Regions from separate parts of the Homo sapiens genome. Here all the other regions are linked to region 3. A link is a contact called in ENCODE Hi-C or POLR2A ChIA-PET data. All regions are on one chromosome and are shown on one strand. Each heading gives the region's core, a stretch centred on a gene start or an enhancer-like site at or near the end of the contact. The rest is flanking DNA. Distances are from core to core; before and after follow the strand shown.

The links. Hi-C counts contacts between places; a loop is a spot of excess contacts on that map. ChIA-PET counts read pairs that join two places held with the same protein, here RNA polymerase II (POLR2A). Pooled maps may share reads with other maps.
Region 1: a loop to region 3 is called in a map of dorsolateral prefrontal cortex, with 4 times the contacts of the local background. The contact joins the promoter of LINC01913 here to the promoter of COX7A2L in region 3. A Hi-C loop is called at or near these places in 2 of 168 maps with a recorded cell type or tissue (dorsolateral prefrontal cortex and posterior cingulate gyrus), 1 of 37 single-sample maps with no recorded cell type and 14 of 50 pooled maps. POLR2A ChIA-PET finds 5 or more read pairs at or near these places in 1 of 52 experiments (Panc1).
Region 2: a loop to region 3 is called in a map of B cell, with 6 times the contacts of the local background. The contact joins the enhancer-like site here to the promoter of COX7A2L in region 3. A Hi-C loop is called at or near these places in 1 of 168 maps with a recorded cell type or tissue (B cell) and 4 of 50 pooled maps. POLR2A ChIA-PET finds 5 or more read pairs at or near these places in 2 of 52 experiments (PC-9 and activated naive CD4-positive, alpha-beta T cell).
Region 4: a loop to region 3 is called in a pooled map, with 9 times the contacts of the local background. The contact joins the promoter of LINC02898 here to the promoter of COX7A2L in region 3. A Hi-C loop is called at or near these places in 4 of 37 single-sample maps with no recorded cell type and 4 of 50 pooled maps. POLR2A ChIA-PET finds 5 or more read pairs at or near these places in 1 of 52 experiments (Caco-2).
Region 5: a map of B cell shows a loop between it and region 3 (10-fold over the local background). The contact joins the enhancer-like site here to the promoter of COX7A2L in region 3. A Hi-C loop is called at or near these places in 17 of 168 maps with a recorded cell type or tissue (B cell, CD4-positive, alpha-beta T cell, CD4-positive, alpha-beta memory T cell and 13 more), 29 of 37 single-sample maps with no recorded cell type and 25 of 50 pooled maps. POLR2A ChIA-PET finds 5 or more read pairs at or near these places in 5 of 52 experiments (CD4-positive, alpha-beta T cell, PC-9, Panc1 and 2 more).

What each region holds. Positions count from the first base shown.
Region 1 is chr2:41,876,115-41,878,814 of GRCh38, forward strand. LINC01913 (long intergenic non-protein coding RNA 1913) reads left to right here and starts at 1,441. Exons shown (of 3, transcript NR_033996.1): 1 at 1,441-1,664.
Region 2 is chr2:42,751,103-42,753,802 of GRCh38, forward strand. MTA3 (metastasis associated 1 family member 3) reads left to right here. Exons shown (of 17, transcript NM_001330442.2): 17 at 2,272-2,700. The coding sequence ends at 2,297. Among named protein-coding and RNA genes, the nearest start is that of OXER1, 12 kb to the right of the region's middle. Within about 2 kb of position 1,394, at least 3 of the 41 ENCODE cell types and tissues checked have a DNase peak (open chromatin) inside an H3K27ac peak, as active enhancers do.
Region 3 is chr2:42,359,690-42,362,554 of GRCh38, forward strand. It overlaps COX7A2L (cytochrome c oxidase subunit 7A2 like), which reads right to left and starts at 1,528. Exons shown (of 3, transcript NM_004718.4): 1 at 1,401-1,528. The coding sequence starts at 1,472. RefSeq lists enhancers at 701-1,445, 1,219-1,538, 1,446-2,189, 1,559-1,618, 2,179-2,268 and 1 more and a silencer at 1,819-1,988.
Region 4 is chr2:41,952,505-41,955,204 of GRCh38, forward strand. LINC02898 (long intergenic non-protein coding RNA 2898) reads right to left here and starts at 1,302. Exons shown (of 4, transcript NR_161189.1): 1 at 1,223-1,302; 2 at 484-804. LOC124905996 (a long non-coding RNA gene) reads left to right here. Exons shown (of 3, transcript XR_007086296.1): 3 at 107-545. RefSeq lists an enhancer at 1,038-1,177.
Region 5 is chr2:42,662,375-42,665,245 of GRCh38, forward strand. All of the region lies in intron 8 of MTA3 (metastasis associated 1 family member 3), which reads left to right. Among named protein-coding and RNA genes, the nearest start is that of MTA3, 95 kb to the left of the region's middle. RefSeq lists an enhancer at 1,206-1,255. Within about 2 kb of position 1,542, at least 2 of the 41 ENCODE cell types and tissues checked have a DNase peak (open chromatin) inside an H3K27ac peak, as active enhancers do; they include B cell, where a contact is called at or near this core.

The DNA.
Region 1 (2,700 bases), core at 191-2,690, 480 kb before region 3:
TGTAATAAAGAAAAGAGGTCAGCGATCTGTGGTTATGGGGCCAAATCTGGCTCACCGACCGTTTTTGTGAAGGCCTATGAACTAAGAATGGTTTTTACATTATAAATGGTTGAAAAAAATCAAGAAAATATTTTGTGACACCTGAAAAGGATATGACATTCAAATGTCAGGGTCATAAAGTTTAATTGGAATATAGCCACACACATTTGTTTACATCTTACCTGTGACTGCTTTTCTGCTACTACAGCAAAGTTGAATTGCTAAAACCAAGATGTTATAGCCCACAAAGCCTAAAATATTTACTGTCTGGCTCTTTACAGAAAATGTTTGCCAACCTCTGGTAAAGAGAAAATGAAGGAATGCCTAGATGTGCCTATAATAGGGCAAAAACCTTTAAAATGTCAGCTCCGATTTTCTTTTATTCATGTCTAGCTCCTGTCCAGCCATGGTATTTATGCCACTCTGTATTTGCATTAGGATAATTTTTCAGATCATTGCAAAATATGCATTCTCCTACAGAACATATAGGGATATCTATTTCTTAAATGGCATTGCTAACACACAATGCACTGACCTGACCTCACAGAAAGAAAATGGAACAACAGAGGTCCCATCCTTCCAAATGTCATCCACTGGTCTTATCCTTATGGAAATAGACAGTACACGGATCTGGAATGGAAGCAAATAATAACCGGGTCTCCAGATTCCATCGTATCACAGAACATAGAACCAAGAAAGTACCTTAGAAGTCATCTGATCCAGTCACCCCTGTTTTACCAATGAGGAATCTAGACCCAGAAGAAGTTAAAGGACTTACCCAAGAGTACCCAACAACTCTCTCACCACCCCAGGCTCCCATCTTTGTGTCTCTCCTGTGTGAGCTGTTCCCTGAAGTTCTTCCTGAACTTGCACATTGCCTTTCCCTTTGATTTTAAATCCTTGGCTCAAATGACATGCCCGGACTATATCGTGTGATATGAGCTTGAAAAGTAATTTACGTACAAGTCTTGAAAGCAAATCAAGTTTTAAAACAAAGTAGCATCTACTCTGCCCCAGCCTTGACATCTTATTACATAGCAAATGCTGGCTTTTTAATTTCCCTAATCAAGACTGGTCCTATTTAGCCCACCTCCTCAAGGGGTCCCAGCACTAGCCCCACTCCGACGCCTGATGAAGTTCCAGAACAGGTGAGAAAAATGAGAGGGCCCTGCCCAGGGCTCTGGGAGTCGGCCCTCACTGCCTGCCCTTCAGACAGCAAGACAGAAAAGGCATTCATTTTCTTCCTCCACGTCATGATACCAACCGAAATTACCTTTAAATGAGGAAGAAGGTCATTATTTAATCAATAGGATTGCGTCAATTGAGGAAAATTTGTCTCCAGTGTAAACAAGCGGAACGTCTTTGCGCTCTATAAAAACAAGGTTAAATTACTTGCAGATCCGGGCAACGTGGAGAGATGTAGGAAGTGAACCTGAAGCCTGACACACTCAAGGTCTCGGAACCGAAAATAATAGGAATTGTTCTTATTTTTCCAGTGGAATCAAGCACAGAGATGGGCACGCCTCTTTACAGAACCAAAGATTCAGAACTGTGCCTTACCCTTTGCTTATGAGGCGGAGGAGGAGGAAGAGAAAGAACCACCGCAAAGAGAGATGGCAACAAAGGTAAAATGAAGGCCGGGCAGCCGATCCCACTCAGGCTGACCACAGTGAGGGAGCAGCATTAAAATGAGAAAGGATCAGGTCTCGAAGCCCAGCCCTTCCCGCTGAATCTCGTCCTTTGCTTCATCCATTCCATTAAATAAGTCATATTGAAAATAAATTATTATTAATACAACAGTAGCTAACATTATGGGGTCTCACTCCATGCCAAGCATGCCAAACCCAGGTCATGCACGGTGCTACTCGATGTTCACAGCAGCTCTAGAGGTGGGTGCCAGTCATGCCCACTTAGCAGATGCAGAGGAGGGCAGTCGCAGCTGGAGAACGGCGGGCAGTTCTGCCTGTTTCTGAGGCCCCACTGCTTGAACTGCCAGCCTCAGAGCCATCTGCTCACTGGGTGCTCAGCCCCGTGCTGCACGCTGTGGACTCACAGGGGGAAGTACAAGCTAGGCCTGCCCCTAGGGCATCCCCATATCCCTGGCAAGAAGGGGATTTGGGGCATTTACTCCTGTTTAGGGAGAGGCTCAGCTCGTCTGGGAATCCCTGGATGAGCAGACTCTGTGCCTGCTCCTCTCCCGTACCCCTTCCCCATCCATGTCAAGGGCTTTGGCCACAGCACATAATGGGTCCAGCGAGTCACAGTCTCTCCCGGAGGCGGCCCCAAAGACCCCTTACCCACACCTCCTCGATCGCTGCTAGGGTATGAGCTGGAGGCTGTCGGTGGTGAATGGGATCTCTGTCACTCCACAGGCATCTGATGAGGTCTAAATTCCCTGCTCCCTGACAGAACTTCTTGGTGGGGTTATGGCTTCCAGGTTCTCCTCACCTACTCAGGAGACTGGGCTAACACTGAGTGAGGTTCGCTGACACCCTCTGTTCATTAACAACAGGACCAAAACCAAATAAATTTTAGCTCTGGGCTTTTGGACAGCCAGATTCCAACACTTTGGTGGTGGATCCTGACTAATGTTCCTTCCCCATCCCTCCTCCTCCCATCCCCCAACCCACCCCGCCCAGCTCCAATTCTGAAGTGTCTGAA
Region 2 (2,700 bases), core at 144-2,643, 390 kb after region 3:
TTCAGAAGGAAAGGAAACTAACTCAGAAGCCACCAGCTAGCTGGCTGGATTGCTTTCATTGGATTGGTTGATTTAAGTGCAGAATCTCCAAGTCCATGGACTTCAAGTACTTCTGAGTAGTCAAACCATTAGGGAAAATTTTGCAAAAAACAAACAAACAAAAAAATAAGTGCCTGTCAGTCAGGGCGAGTACGTACCAAAGTGGCAAATATAGGTTAATACATTTGAGAATAAATAAACAAAAAGAGAAATGATTTGGGCTACATCATGGTCTAGGAAGGAGACTGAGAATTGATGTAGACATTTTCCTGGGGCTCTCTGCCTGTGCTACTGTGCTGAGTCTCTGTATCTGGCTCTTGTTCCTGCTCCAAGGAAATGCAGAGGATCTGGGGAAGCTCTGAGCAGAGGAGAGTGAAGTGATAACCTTGTAAGGGCAGGTGGTAAGTACTGGGATTCTTCAGCCCAGAATACAGAGAGGTGGCCTGTCTCAATTGAAAACCGTGGCCAGGGTGGAGAAGGCAGAGTGGAGCCTGGGCACCAGAACCTGAGATGCTAGGAGGAGAGGGTTGTTTCTGAAACCGCAGCAGGCAAGTTTGGCACAAATAAAAGCACAATTTACCATGGCAGGCTAGAAACTTGGGAAACTATTAAAAGCAGCTCTTTTGATAGGTGGTTTAATTCCATAAGGGTTTAGACAGATGAATGACAGAGCTCCTGCTCCACTAAATACAAAAAGAGAGAGTGGCTCCTAGGAGACGCTGACACTTACATAACCTTCCATTTAGACACTGAGGAGGTCAGGATGCTCTTACTGGGCTGTTAGCAGAACACTGGGCTGGATGGAGAATGAGCAGCTTGGTGTAGTAGGAAAAACTTGACACAAATTAAGGTCTACATTCAAATCTTGACTCCTCAGCTTACTTACTGTGACCTTGAGCAAGTTCTTAACCTTTCTGACACTCCCAAGATTCTGCTGAAGGTTAAATAAGGTAGTTACATAACCTACAGTATGTTCAATAAAGCAAGGTTAGCATGATTCCTAAACTGAATTTATCTGGGCCTTTATTTAACACATACTTGCTGAGCTCATATCAAATACCAAGCTGGGTACAGGTATCTTCCCTATCCTAGAAAAGCTCATGAAGTGAAGACACAGCTCTGCTCCATCCTGCAGCCCTTCCTTGGCATGCTCTGAGGCTGTGAAGGTGAGCATTGCTGGGTCCTTTCCTGGCAGCAGGGTGATGTGCCTGGGGCAGAGAATATCTGAGCATCTTATCCCTTCTCAGCAAACAACCCCACTTCCCTCCTAGCCACTTTCCTAATAACTAAGTAAAAAGCTTTCACAACTTTCTAATACAACACGGTGGTGATGTGGTTTGCAGGCCACTTCTGCTTTTTCATTTACTTGTCTCTGCTGTAGTCTCCAGATGGTCAGAGTTGAAGGTTTTTGGGGAAGTGGAGGGGGTGGGAGTGAGGGGCATAGGAATAGTTCCTGACACTGTGGGAGAGTGAAGTTCACTCCCCTCCTACAAGAAATGTGTTCATAGCCTCTGGGTGCCCACATCATTATGATTAATTATGATGAGCTCAGATGAGATCGTGCCTCCTCCCAGCCAACTGTGTTCCCTATTCCTTAGTATCCGTCAGAAAAGTTCCATGAGTCTCTTCTCTTGCCTGGTGTACTGTAGCACCTCTCCAGTGACCACTAAACCCGCCTATTCAAAACCCAGCTTTTAAGATCTTTCCGTCCTTCAGTATCAATTATATATTTTATTGGCCCTAATTAAACTTTCCCTTTGATCCAGTGTTAAACTACATTGTGAGCCCTTTTTTTTTTTTTCAGACAGGGTCTTGCTCTGTCGCCTGGGCTGGAGTGCCGTGGTGCGACCACAGCTCACTGCAGCCTTGGCTTTGTGAGCTCAAGCAGTCCTCCCCCCTCAGCCTCCTGAAGTAGCTGGGACTACAGGCATGCACCACCACACCTGGCTAACTTTTTATTTTTATTTTGGTAGAGACAGAGTGATGCTATGTCGTCCAGACTGTCTTGAACTTCTGGCCTCAAGCCATCCACCGGCCTTGGCCTCTCAAAGTGCTGGGATTATGGGCATGAGCCACCACACCTGGCCTAGTCATGAGATTTTCTTTGACCTACTGCTGAGCCTCCTTTCCCTGAAGGTTGTGATGTTGGGAGGGGTGAGTCCATCCTCCCTTTCATCTTGCCTCCACCATCGGGACTTGTTTAACCTTCACACTGTTACTTCCCTTTTCTAGAACTCACGTGCTGTGTGTCAGACTGAGCTTTCCCTGATTCATTCTACAATCCAAGACTTGCTGCACTGTCCTGCTGATGTTCACAGCCGTGCCTGGGAAGAAGGCAGCCCCACTCCCAGTACATTTCAGTGGGAGACCTCTGCGTGCATCCATGGAGACGCAATGGGGCGGGGAAGGAACTGTGGGAGTGCACGTTCCAAATCCTGTGTCTCCACGTGTGGATCAGCAGCACCTCGCTTTCTTGTCAGAGACCTCGCTGTTACGGAGCGAGACCTGCTGAGAATTGAGGGGCTGAGGGAACCCCTCCACCTCCTCCCTTCTGCAGCGCCCTGCGCCCCACCCAGCAACAGCGGCCACTTGGCAGTGGGGCTGCTGCAAGCTCAGAGCCGCTGCCACCCTGCATGTGTCCGCTCAGCTCGGTCTTATGCT
Region 3 (2,865 bases), core at 278-2,777:
CCTACAAATTACCACCTATGGGCTGAAGACACCCAAGTTTATTAAACTCCATATTCAAAAATCTAGCTGCTACCAAGCATGACATATCACAAACTCAACATTTATAAACCCTAAACTCTTCCTTCCCGTTCCCACCGCAACTCCCCCACTAACCCCCGAAAAAAAAAAAAAAAACTTGCCCTTCTTATCTGAGATTAGAATCATCTGTTTTTGTTTTTAGAGACAGGGTCTCACTATGTTGCCCCAGGCTGATCTCAAACTCCTGGGCTCAAGCGACCCTCGGCCTCGGCCTTCCAAAGTGCTGTGATTTACAGGCGTGAGCCACGGTACCAGACCTGAAATCTTTCTTAAACATCTGCCTCTTGGGCAAGCTGCAGTGTCCCACAGAAAAAGGAAATGAAGCAACAGTAATGGAGTATCCTTTACACCTCATCTGGGCCCCTCACTACTGCAGTCTAACTGCGTATCTCACCGACACTTCCCACACTTCTCTAGAGGATTAGGAGGGAATATACTATCTCAGACAGCTTCTGGTGAACAGTTAACACTTATCCAGAACCAACCACCTGCCCAAACTGCTAGTCACTTGACACACTTCATTTAATGTGTACTAACGCCGCCCTGGATGAAACTGAGCTCACAATAAATTAAATAACTTGGCCAAGGTCACACAATTAAAGCGGAAAACGCCATGATTTGAAAAGGCACGTCTGGGGCTCTAAAATCCCTCATGTTTACCCCCAACACATGCTGGAGAGTCAAACTCCAATTGGTAGAATCTGCGTGAAATGGAATACTTTTCAGACAACCCAAACAACGAGCATCTGTCAAATATTTTACAATCGGGAAAGTGTAACCTCGCTGCATGCAACTTCCCTCCCTGGACGTGTTAAGTAACCTGTTAAATTTCCCAACCCAGATCATAGCCCCCCAACCCCCTGCACCATGGTTTCTCTAAACGCCTTTATAGCCCCGCGCTCTCTAATCTCGAGCTCAAGTGAGGCTGCCTATGGGGCTCTGGCAGATGACAAACGACAAGGAGGCCGAAAGCCAGATGTCTTCGAATTGAGGGAGAAGGCCGGACCTCTGACTCGGGTCACACTGGGGACCCCCACAAACCATCCCTTTTAGACAAGTGACCCCGGGGGTCACCTTGACCCCTGCAGTGAGCCAGACCAAACTTCCACGCCAGGCCAGCCCCCGCCAGGTGAGCAGGTACACAAAAAGAAGCCTCAGTGACCACCGTACGCTGGTGTGGAGAGGCCCCGGGAGGTGCAAGGAGAACAGAGACGAACTCGACCGCGGGCAGAAGCCTCCCCTGGCTCCAACGCCGCGACTGCCTGTCGCCGAGGCTAGGGCCGCCACTTCTCATGTCCGAGCTGGCCAGGCGCCACTCGTACCTGCGGGCTATAGGCCTCCGAAGCCCATGCTCCTGCCAACTTCTGCGTGAAGCCACTAAACTTGTAGTACATGACGCCCAGAGTCCGGCTTCCCGCATCCGCTGCCAACGCGACCGCCCCAGAGAAGGACCCCGCCTCCCCGGCTGTGGTCCCGAGACTCAGCGCAAGGACCCGGTGCTGGGACTAGGGCTGCCCGAAGATCGCCTAACTTAAAACCTGCACACTTAAGCCGCATTGGGGAACCAAAAGCCAGGGTTCTCAGGACCACGAAAGGCAAAACCAGCTCTAAGAGAGCACGCAAAGTCGCTGTGGCGGAGTCTGTAGGAAATATGAAGTTCCCTCTTTCCCCCATTCAGATTTGGGCAGTGCCACGACAACTCAAGAAATGCGCAAGCGCTCCACGGACTAAGCCCGGCGGACTAAGCCCGGCAGTGTCGGAGTCAGGTGGAGCATGCTTTAGGAGGGGCGGGCTCCAGGCGGGGCCTGGGGGGGAGAGGGCGGTGATTGGTGGGCGTGGTCTGGGTAGGGGCGGGGCTACATCGAAGCCGGTTGGGAATTCCACCATCCGAGAGAGTCTGTGCTGCGGAGCCACCGTCTGGTCGTCGGGTTGAAGGCGTCTCTTGCTTTACCGAACTTTAACTGATCGTAGTCTCATTTATTTCCTTCCGACCTAGAGCACCTCTTATCCAGAAGCCACCACCTGCTGTTGCTCAGTCTGCCCAGGAGTATAGACTTGTCGGCCAAGCTTCCCCTGGCAACCTGGGAGTTGAAGCAAATAAGAAAATTTGGAAGCACCTGCTGAAGGCTGTTTAGTACCCAGGGCTGTTGGGAGATTTGCCCCAATAATATAAAAGTAGCCTCCTGGGCTTTGTGCAGAGGAAATACACATGCAGAGTGATCTAAAGCTCAGGTACCAGGATGTAAATGTCACACGGTTTCTCAGAACTGGTTTTTATTCTCACCTGAGTTTTAAGGTCATTGATTATTCATCCTTTTCCTGGCCTCTGCTCTTTGCGATAAATGAGGTAGGGGGAGGGTGATCAGAAACACTTGTAAAATCTGGACCTTGAGCCTGAAAGATCTGGAACTACCACTTTCAGTTCTGGTAGTATTCGCTTCAGTTCAATTTAAATATGTCTGTTAAGCCTGTGCTGTGTGCAAGGTACTGTGTAAAAGGAGTATACTAGTTTCTTACTCTCCAGGGATGGACTCAGGCTTTTCTTAGCTTCATCATCTAACCATAGGTTTACACAAGCATATTCTAGATGCACTTATGAAATCATGTTGCAAATTGATGGATGATACTAACCTATATATAGCATTGCCCTAAACTCATTTAATCTTCACAACAATCCTATAAGGTAAATGCTATTATCATCTCCATTTTAGAATACAGGAAAATGACGCCTGGAGAAGCTAAGTAACTTGCTCAGGTCAGGGATAAGTGGCAGAGCTAGGCATTTGG
Region 4 (2,700 bases), core at 52-2,551, 410 kb before region 3:
ACCAACCCAAGGCCCAGCATCTGCAGAATGTCCCGTGTAGAACCAGGAAGGAAAAACTAAACCACTCCTTTTCCCCTCTTCCCAACACACCCTTCTCTCCTCTCAGATCCTTGGAGTTCTCCGCACTCAGAACCTACAAGCTGCCCAGGGGTCTTCCAGACCAGCCCCAGTTGCTTCCAGCCTCCTTCCGCCAGCACATCTCTGCAGCCTTGGGCCACCGATCCTAAGCCAAAGCCTCCCCAACCTCTGGGCTCAGAAGCAGGTGTAATCCCAACTCCAGCAGGGAATTCCAGAGGTGAAGGTCACGGGAGCATCTTTAATCTTCGGTTCCCAGTAGAGAAGATACCCAAAGAGCAGGGAGCAGGAGCCAGCTCCAGGCTATACATTTGTTTATTCATCAATCATTCATTTATGCATTAATCATTCATTCCCCCCACCCATCAGTCATTCATCTGCTTATTTATTCATTCAATGTGTTTGTACCTTGTCCTTGCTTTGGTTACCGCAGATGTTGGTCCTCTCCTGCTTTGATCTGTCCCCTGTTTCTCTGGCAGCTGCACAGCAGAAGCCTTCTCATGTCCCTTGTTGGGTACTTGGCTGAGAGTGTGTCTCCCTCTCAGAGGTGCCTGAGGAAAATCAAAGGGACAGTGCAGAGCTGTCTGCTGCCTGCAAGTTCCCTTCCATTGCAAAATCCAGCCTTCTGGTCCGTAGGTCAGTGGGAGAGATTGGGAGGGGCTGCAGAGGGGTCTCCAGGCCCAATCGAGGAATAATGGTCTGGACATCCTCACCATGTGTGAGCTCTGGCTGTTTAAAAAATAAAAAAAATAAAAAAATAAATATACTGGTCCTTCTGGGAGAAAGGGGACTGCAGGAGACTCTAAGCCTCTGTGCCTGGTTCTGAGGCCTGAGCTCAGCACTTTGGCAGGCCCAGAGAACATGGTATGGGAAAACCTGGGGCTGGAGTTTCAGAGGCCTAAGCTGTGAGCCTTCTGACAGGTCTCCCACCTTCCATCCTTCCATCTACCTGACCCTGTAAAGTCTGTTCTCAGCCAGCAGCCAGAGATCCTTTAGTAAAAGACCACGTCCTGCCTGTGCTCAGAACCCTGCCCTGACTTTCAGTTCTCTCGGAGAAAAACCCAAGGCCCCACTTGATGGGGTCCCCCTCATCTCCCACTCACTCCCTCCATTCAGCCCCCACTGGCCCCATCCTTCCCGAACTCACCAGCCACACTCCAACCTTAGGGCTTTTGCTATAGTTGTTTCTTCTAGAACAGGCTTGACCTGGGTGACTTGCTTGAAAGTGACTCACTTTCTCACTTCCTTCAAGTCTTCGCTCAATTGAAACCTTCCCCATAAGCCTACCATGACCCATCCTATTTAAAACTGCAAAGCACACAGGCACGCGCGCACACACACACACACACACACACACACACACCACTCTCAACCCCCCTTCCTCTTTAGCACTCATCACCTTCTAACATAATACATAATTTACTTATTATTTTTACCATTTATTGTCTGTCTCTGCCTGCTCAAGTATAACTTCCAAAAGGGTAGGGGTCTTTGTATGTTTTCTTCCCTGATGTATCCCGAGGGTGGGCCATCCCATGGATGCCTGGTGTATAGCAGGAGCTAGTAAAACATTCCTTGGATGAAAGAATGAATGAGTGAATGGGCTGTAGGAAGCTCTGAGGATGAAGCTTGTGAAGCCACAGGCTGTGGAGTTTGGGGCTTCCTGGGGGTAGAATTTAGGAGGTCCACAGTGGCTTCTATCAGCTGTGCTGAGGAGAGAAGAGCCAGGCAAATTGCCCGCTGCCAGCCTTCTCGGGGAGGAAAGGTAGGCAGCAGCATCGGTGGGGATTGCGCTAACTCAAGGTGCCAGCTCCATGCTGCTCTGGGGCTGGCCAGCGCTCTGGATGTCATTAGCTGATTTGTTCTGCTCTGCAGAATGTACTTTTCATATTTAGGCAGAAAAAAACAGCTTTCGATCCTTGTGCCCTTTCTTCTGTGAGCTGTAGCACATGGCCTGCTAATTATGAATTAATCCTCTAAAGAGCATGTTCATTATTCTAATTTAATTGTGCTTCGTTTCAGAAAATAACTAAACCCAGCGTGGAATAAACTCCAATGCTGATCAGTTTTCAAGAAGTTAACATAAGACAAAATTCTGCTAGAGGGCAGCAGCAATTTGGAATCATTAAAGGGAACCCATGTAAATAATAAAAACAAAACTAAAATGCAGAATTAAATTAAGGAATAGGAAATTAAATTTGGGAATCTAATCTAAAATTGAGGCCTTATATGCACAGGCTTACCCTGGCTTGGCTCTTCGCTCAGGAGTGCTCAGGAGAGGAGGTTCTGCAGAGTTTCCCACGACCAGGGAAGCGGCAGTCCCTCCTGGGTGGCAGTTTGCTGTTCTGGGAAGAGAGATGTGGGCTGAAGTGGGAGAAAGGGGGCTTTCCTCCCACGGGGTCAACTGTGATGAAGATGAAAGCCACATTGTCACAGATGCATCTGGATAGCTCATCCTGAGCCCTGGTGACCGGTTCAGGAGAACTGCCTGCAGCCAAGAGTCCAAGCTGCCACTCACTAGGAGGAAGCACAGGAAATGAGGCAGATGGTGCTGGGTGGCTGCTGGCCTGAGATGCTGGGAGTGGTCAGCCCTGGGCAAAGAAGCCGCGCCAGCCCTCCTTCACC
Region 5 (2,871 bases), core at 292-2,791, 300 kb after region 3:
TTTAAAGTTTTCTTCATATTTAGGACTGTAAATCTATATAGAGTTTAATTTTGTGAATAGAGTGAGGTAGGGATCTAATTTTTCTCATATATTAAATTAATTGTCCCAGTACCATTTATTGAATTTGTTTCTTCATGATTTGTAATGCCCCTTTATCATATTTTAGGTTCCTAGATATACTTAGGCCTGTTTATAGACTTTTAATCTATTCTCTTTTGTTTTGTAGATCTATTTTTCCCTGTGCAAGCACCACATTTTAGTACATTTTGATAACTAAGTCTTATGTGAACTTTCTTTTTAACTGTTTTAAATGACCTCCACCGCCCCTATGTTTTCCCTAACTATATTATATAAATACTTTTTTTTTTTTTTTTTGAGACAGAGTCTCGCCCTGTCGCCCAGGCTGGAGTGCAGTGGTGCGATCTCGGCTCACTGCAATCTCCGCTTCCCGGGTTCAAGTGATTCTTCTGCCTCAGCCTCCCGAGTAGCTGGGATTACAGGCGCACGTCACCACACCTAGCTAATTTTTGTATTTTTAGTAGAGACGGGTTTCACCGTGTTGGTCAGGCTGGTCTCGAATTCCTGACCTCGTGATCTGCCCACTTCGGCCTCCCAGAGTTGCTGGGATTACAGGTGTGAGCCACTGTGCCTGGCCGGATAAAAATACCTTTTTAAAAATCACTGCAAGAACTTAGTTTTACCCTAATGTTGCATGATCTTATATAGGTAAACTATTATTTATGTAACCAGTCCCTTGTAGTTTAACACTATTCTTATGAGATACTGCTTCTCAGATTATAACTGGGGATGTGGTCCCTGCTTGAGTGCAAGTGGAAAAGCTTGTTCCTGAGATGGTGGAGAGTTCTCGTGGCAGCTGGGCTGACTTGCCTGAGGTAGAGAGGGCCTGTGTGGGCTCTTGGTTCACAGCTGCAGCAGCTCACTGCTTCCCACTGCTGGTGAATGTGCAGGACAGCAGGTGAATTTCTTTTGGGAGAGGGCAGTTTTAGAGGTTTGGTATTTGTTGTCAGTGAAGGTGATATTTTAAAGAAGCATTTTAAAGAGGATTCTACCTATATACCTTAATTCCTTTAAACATCATTTTATGGCCAAGTACACTGGCTTATGCCTGTAGTCTCAAAACTTTGGGAGGCTGAGGCAGGATGATCACTTGAGGCCAGGAGTCTGAGACAGGCCTAGGCAACATAACAAGACTCTGTCTCTACAAAACAAAACAAAACAAATTAGCCAGGCATGGTGGTGAGTGCTTGTAGTTCCAACTATTCGTGAGGCTGAGGTGGAGGGATCCCTTGAGCCAAGAAGTTCGAGGCTGCAGTGAGCTATGATCATCCCAATGTAGGCAACAGAGTAAGACTCTGTTTCATAAATAATCATTTTCTGTGTAGTTTCTGTAATACTTGCCTCTTATGCTCCTTCTAGGAAGTTACCTTCACACCCTTCAGTGTTTTTTATCTCTCCTGTTTTGTTTCCATTCTGAAGCTTAGTAATTTTGAGGTCCGATTACTTTTGTATCACATATATTCTTTCTAGTTATTTATTACCGTAATTATTTTCTAAAGCAGAAGTAGGCTCAGAGGCTCAGGAAGTGGTGTTTTGTCATGTTTGTATAGCTGGTTTCAGAGATAGGGTTTGGATCTGCACTTGATTCCTCCTGAGTAGTTATCTCTCCTCTGTCAGATTACCTCTTCTATCTACCCTTCCACCTCATTTTTGTTAGAATGACTTGGATTTAAGCGTCATTATTGTCTTTCTTTGAGGCAGCACTGAAGAAGATGTGTTTTTTTGCTTGCAACATTTAAATACCATGGTTTCCTTCTCATACTGCTTTAGGTTCAGCTTTACTTAGACTCTTAGATCCTGAGGCATTTATAAAATTGAGTAGTATGGTTAAAAATTAATTATTAGTATGTTGATAATGAGCTTTGCAGATTGTTTCCCAAAAAGAACATATGAAAGGTTCATTGGTTGTTTTGTACCATTAAATGAAAATGGATTCATCATTCAGTTGAATTTGGGGAGTCACATTCTTTTCTTTGAGTATTTATGGTCCTACTACCCCCTCACCCCGCTTACCTTTTTTTTTTTTTTTTTTTTTTTTTTTTGAGACAGTTTGCTCTGTTGCCCAGGCTGGAGTGCAGTGGCGTGATCTTGGCTCACTGCAACCTCTGCTTCCTGGGTTCAAGTGTTTCTCCTGCTTCAGTCTCCTGCCTCAGCCAGTAGCTGAGATTACAGGCGTCCGCCACCACTGCCGACTAATTACGGTCCTATTCTGATCGCTTTAGCACCTTTTTCTATTAGGTGATCAAACCTTGGATCTGAAGACCTCTTTGAGAGGCCTGCAGAGAGGGCAGGGTTGTGGAACTGCTGAAACCTGATAGCCCTTCCTAAGTGATTTTCTTTGTGACTTTTATTCTGAGGACTTCAATGGGCTGTCAGCATTCCTAATCTGACATCGATTTATCCGAGACAATTTATGCTACTTGTCAAATCACCAATAATGTATTGGGAGCAGGTAATTAAACTGTTTGCACATCAGTAGTTCTCACATCCTCATTTTGAAATCTGTTATGAATATAGTTGAGCTGTGAATTTCAAACACTGCTAATCTAAAATATATAAGATTCATAATTGTTAAAAAACATTGAAGCCATGGGGGCTTTATAGGTTTCACTCGTTTTGTTAAAATATAAGATCTGTTTTATACAATATACAAAGAAGAATATAGGGCTGGGCAGTGTGGCTCACGCCTGTAATCCTAGCACTTTGGGAGGCCAAGGCAGGTGGGTCAAAGGAGTTCGAGACCAGCCTGGGCAACATAGTGAAACCCCATCTCTACTAAAAATACAAAAGTTA